2 separate regions of the Homo sapiens genome follow, and region 1 is linked to region 2. A link is a loop called in an ENCODE intact Hi-C map of the cell type or tissue named here. Cell type or tissue: psoas muscle. All regions are shown on one strand. Region 1 overlaps BTRC (beta-transducin repeat containing E3 ubiquitin protein ligase). Region 2 holds the start of LBX1 (ladybird homeobox 1).

Region 1 (2,500 bases), 260 kb before region 2:
CAGTATTTCTTAAGCCTGCAACCAGCTCTAGAATGGAAAGATAATGCCTGTACACAGCAAGAAAAAAAGTAACATAAAACACAGATTTTTTTGCTTTCCTTTTCAGAAACTGAGCCTGGCATTGTGCAGCTGTGGTGCTCCCTTCATCATTCCCTCTGTTTCCACTCTTGCTAATTAAAAGGTTGATCACAGAACACTGTTCTTCTCATTAATTTCAGTGTTCCGACTGGGTAGGATCCCTGCTTACCCCACCTGATCTTTTCACACTGTTGAAGTTAATGTGACAGGAGTCCAAAGATGGATTACCTGCTGCCATATTGCCCATCGCCTCCAATCAGGAGCTATCTGTGTAAACTGATTGTTCTAATTTGCTCTCATTATTTTTACAATATCAGGAGAAAATAACGCACACAGCTCACTGTCAAAGCCATGAAAATCAGCCATTAGTTAAACCCAGACACTGAGTGGCTTTATTAGAGGCACTGCAGTTTATTGATGTAGCTCCAGTCAAAGAAGGCTGCATTTGTTTCAGCAAAAGGAAATGTTTAAGTCTGCAAGTAAGTATTTATTGTGGTAATACCCACAGCAACAGGATATTCTGAAAAATCCTGTTCTTCATATAGTTGGTTTTGACACAAATTATATAGCAATGAAGAAATGGGTTGGCATAAGAAAGTAGGTAACATTTAATAAACATTGAGTAGCATGAAAATCTATTAACTCAAATCCATAAGCACGCTTCACCTCCTATACCTTATATAACAAGAAACCCTATTCTGTGACTACAAATGCTAATCAATTAATAAGGGTGATTTTATTTTGTCCCATATAACAACAAATATTTTTTCCAAAACAGAAATTTTATTACTTAGGAATCAAAATTATTTCTATAATGATCACACAAGTATAAATTTAAATGATATGTTCTTATAAAATGTAATGTTTCAATAAGATTGATTACTAATCCTAGTATCATAGATATTCACAATATGTTTCAGAATGAGAAAAGAAGCAGTGCAGCTAAGCAAACAAGCTGAGATTTAAACCCTTCAGTAAGTGACAGTTTCTTAAAGCAGAAGTCAGAACACCACAGAAAGGTCTGATATTCAGTGAGATAATATCTTCAAAAGATTTGTCCTGGTCATAAAGAATATATATTTCATGTTGTAAAGAAAATGCTAACTCCAGAAGAAAACAGATTTTAACTTGGCATTTCTAGGCTTGTCTTGAGTATGACCATTTTATAAAAATGTTAGCTAAACCCTGCCTGAACAGCATTTTAGGGGGCTGGAGATGAAGGTATAAATAATAGAAACCGATGCCTTTTAAATAAAGAAATTTAACTAATTCACACACTCTTTTCCCCACCTCCCCTCTTTAGTATTAGGAGGAAACATGGCTTCCTCCTGTTTTCTTTCTACACTAAGATTCCTAGGTAATGTGACGGCAAGAGTATGCCCTTCTTGCTGTTCCCCTTTTAATGGCCACTTTTTTTTTTTTCCCTGAGAAATGTGCCACGCTTTTCTCCTTAAAATTCCTGCACTAAAAGACTGCACCATACTGCACTCCGCAAAACGTGCTGATGGCGCCAATTACAAGCCCCCAGCCGAATGCTCCAGCCCCCACCATTCGGGCAGATTTATGCGGACTCTTGCCGACGTTATTACAAGTCAGAGTTTATTGGGAAATTGTTACATTATGCGGAGTGTCTAACAAATTGCTTATGCTGCTATAATTGGATTACAACAGCCGCTTGCTCCCACCGGTAAGATTAGGCAAGTAGGACTCCTGCCGATCTCTGAGCGTTAGCAGTAATTTTATTTGCCTTGCCTCTCTCTTTCCTAACAACATGCCTCTCTCCCTGCCAGCTGTCTGCTGAAAAGGCACAGCCTTGTTCCTTGGCCCTAACAATGCAATTACAGCCCCGCAGATCGCACTGTTTGTGCATTAAGTACAGAGCCAAAACGAGGCGAATTGATCGTTTGACTTTTGGAGAAGCCATGTGATCTCTCTGTGCGGGTGATCCGACATGCATCAGCAGGCAATACTGCAGTCAATTCTTGATGAAGAACTTTCTTCTTTCATCCCTCTTTCCCCTAACCTCTCCCTTTTCACTGAGGAAGACACTGACTGGGCTCATTTCATGCTAATCTAGATCAATCCACAAAGACAAGCTCGAGCCTATTAGCTCCCTGGCTAGATAGAAATATGAATAAATTCTAGCATCTTGAAGTGCCTCAGTCAGATATATCAGTGGTTCCCAACAGCTGAACCGCTGCTATTTAAAAACAAAAACAAAAACAAAAAAAACGGTTCATAGAGTTCACTGAAGAAATTTACAGAAACACGGTAGTTCAAAAGAACTACCGAAAGTTTTAGATTTGTAAAATAAAACTGCCTTGGAATGGCTTTGTTATAAGCTGTCTATATTCTGTCTATATTCAAGGGCCATCCAGAATCAGCACTAAAACCTGGGTCCTGCCTTTCTCTGCAGATCTGC
Region 2 (2,500 bases):
TGCAGCTAGGCCGGCGGGAGGCGGGTGCGCCAGGAGCGCGGCTCGCAGTTTGGGGTGGGGGCGGTGGCTTTTCAGTCGCCCGAGGTTCGGGTGCAATAAAGGAGCAGCTAATGTAATTTACAAACAGCTCGGGCCGAACGCAGCGCAGCGCCCGGACTGACAGGCGCATTAGGCAGGCTAATTCCAGCCGGCTCCTCCTACCCCCGGCCCGCTAATTAATGAGCTTCCCAACTTACAGCCGCCTGCATTGGACAGACAGAGAGTGAAAGAGAGGGCGAGGGAGAGGGAGAGAAGGAGAGAGAAGGGGGGAGCAGAGAAGAGAGAAGAGAGAGGGAGGGAGGGAGAGCGAGAACAGGAGGAGAGAACAGAGGCAAAGAAGAGAGGAAAAAGGGAGAAAGGAGAGAGAAAGAGAAAGAAGTGCCGCTGCAGATAATTGATTACACCGCGATCAAGGCTAACTTGTTAGCAATAGTCAATTGCCCCGTCTCTCCGCCTCCCTCGCAGTCCGGGATCGGCGCCCTCGCCTCGGCTCTTCCAACTGCGGCCGCCAGGACCCGGGGCCAGGAGCCACTGCCGAGCCACCTGACACCTTTAAATAGCACCGGGGTTGGCGAAACTGGAGCCCCGCGCAGCGCGCCCCGGCTCCGGCCCCGGATTGCTGGAAGCCCCAGCAGCAGCGGCGCCCGCGTCAGCGCCCTCTTCCCGGGGCCCCGCGCTGTTCTCCCCTCCTCAGCCGCCGCGCTAATCGGCCCCGCGCCCGGCCCGCGCCCTGCCCAGTGCGGCCTCCTTTCCACCCGCCGCTGCCTGCCCGCGCCGTCCGGCGCCCGAGCTGCCCGCGGGCTGGGTCCCCGCGGCCCGAGCCGCCCCGGCCGGGACCCCGAACAAGGCCGAGATGACTTCCAAGGAGGACGGCAAGGCGGCGCCGGGGGAGGAGCGGCGGCGCAGCCCGCTGGACCACCTGCCTCCGCCTGCCAACTCCAACAAGCCACTGACGCCGTTCAGCATCGAGGACATCCTCAACAAGCCGTCTGTGCGGAGAAGTTACTCGCTGTGCGGGGCGGCGCACCTGCTGGCCGCCGCGGACAAGCACGCGCAGGGCGGCTTGCCCCTGGCGGGCCGCGCGCTGCTCTCGCAGACCTCGCCGCTGTGCGCGCTGGAGGAGCTCGCCAGCAAGACGTTTAAGGGGCTGGAGGTCAGCGTTCTGCAGGCAGCCGAAGGTAGGCGCAGCTGCTGGGTTCCCCTGCACCCAGCGCCTCGCGCCCTGTGCCCTGCGCGCTTCGTCCCCTATGCCTCTGCTCGCCTCTGCCCTCTCCGGCCGCCAGGGCCTTCCAGCCTGAGCAGCTGCTTATGGGAGTGAAGATATGTGGGACGGGACCCAATCCTTATTTCCCAGGGACCTCTGGGTAGGCCAGAGCTGGGGGGTGGCAGGAGAAGGGTGGCCAAGCTCTTTCCGCAGTCTGCTTGCTTTGCCGGGCTCCCTTGCGTTCCCAGTGTCCTGGGCGCTCTTAGCCCGGCTACTCGGCGTGGGGAATCGAGAGTCTTTTGCCGGGGACCTTATGGGTAGGGTAGAGTTGAAGTGATTGGGAAGGGATGGAGAACCAACATTCACACCGCAATTAGGGTGTCTCTGTCTGGCTTTCTCATACCCTTAGAGACTTTGGGTCTTTCAAACCAACTCTTAGGTAGGGGGCAGAGACCAAAACAATTTTTCCTAGGGACTTCTGGGAGACCAAAGACAGGAGATGGTTTGCCATAGCCAAGACTTGCCCTGGTCCTGGAGGCTGAATTAAATCTGAGAAGGGAACATTGGTAGACTGCAGGCCGGACAGGCCTGGGTGGGTTACGGAGTTACGGGGGCGAGAGCCAGGGTGGGCTTCCTCTCTCCCAACGCGAGCCTACACTGTCCTTTCCTCCCAGGCCGCGACGGTATGACCATCTTTGGGCAGCGGCAGACCCCTAAGAAGCGGCGAAAGTCGCGCACGGCCTTCACCAACCACCAGATCTATGAATTGGAAAAGCGCTTTCTATACCAGAAGTACCTGTCCCCCGCCGATCGCGACCAAATCGCGCAGCAGCTGGGCCTCACCAACGCGCAAGTCATCACCTGGTTCCAGAATCGGCGCGCTAAGCTCAAGCGGGACCTGGAGGAGATGAAGGCCGACGTAGAGTCCGCCAAGAAACTGGGCCCCAGCGGGCAGATGGACATCGTGGCGCTGGCCGAACTCGAGCAGAACTCGGAGGCCACAGCCGGCGGTGGCGGCGGCTGCGGCAGGGCCAAGTCGAGGCCCGGCTCTCCGGTCCTCCCCCCAGGCGCCCCGAAGGCCCCGGGCGCTGGCGCCCTGCAGCTCTCGCCTGCCTCTCCGCTCACGGACCAGCCGGCCAGCAGCCAGGACTGCTCGGAGGACGAGGAAGACGAAGAGATCGACGTGGACGATTGAGCGGCGCCCCGGGTCTTCCGCCGCCCTGGGCTCCTAGCGCTCGAAAGCCCAACGCCTCCCGG

Evidence for each region. A loop is a pair of places that touch in the nucleus more often than their neighbours do. Peaks named below come from ENCODE experiments on the same cell type or tissue, not always from the same donor. Only the 100,000 strongest peaks of a DNase experiment are listed, where the experiment ranks them.
Region 1: it touches region 2 in a loop (7-fold over the local background); 1 of 110 quality-filtered maps calls a loop at or near these places.

The regions. Positions count from the first base shown.
Region 1 is chr10:101,485,444-101,487,943 of GRCh38, reverse strand. The region is part of intron 4 of BTRC (beta-transducin repeat containing E3 ubiquitin protein ligase); the gene reads right to left. Among named protein-coding and RNA genes, the nearest start is that of POLL, 100 kb to the left of the region's middle. In psoas muscle, no CTCF peak of the experiment used is centred here; no DNase peak of the experiment used is centred here; H3K4me3 peaks cover 1,425 bases; H3K27ac peaks cover 1,361 bases.
Region 2 is chr10:101,227,208-101,229,707 of GRCh38, reverse strand. LBX1 (ladybird homeobox 1) reads left to right here and starts at 245. Exons shown (of 2, transcript NM_006562.5): 1 at 245-1,217; 2 at 1,918-2,500. The coding sequence starts at 893. The coding sequence ends at 2,438. LBX1-AS1 (LBX1 antisense RNA 1) reads right to left here and starts at 114. Exons shown (of 3, transcript NR_029380.1): 1 at 1-114. In psoas muscle, CTCF peaks have their summits at 496 and 1,287; DNase peaks (open chromatin) are centred at 597, 1,287, 2,068 and 2,497; H3K4me3 peaks cover 2,500 bases; H3K27ac peaks cover 2,500 bases; H3K27me3 peaks cover 1,483 bases.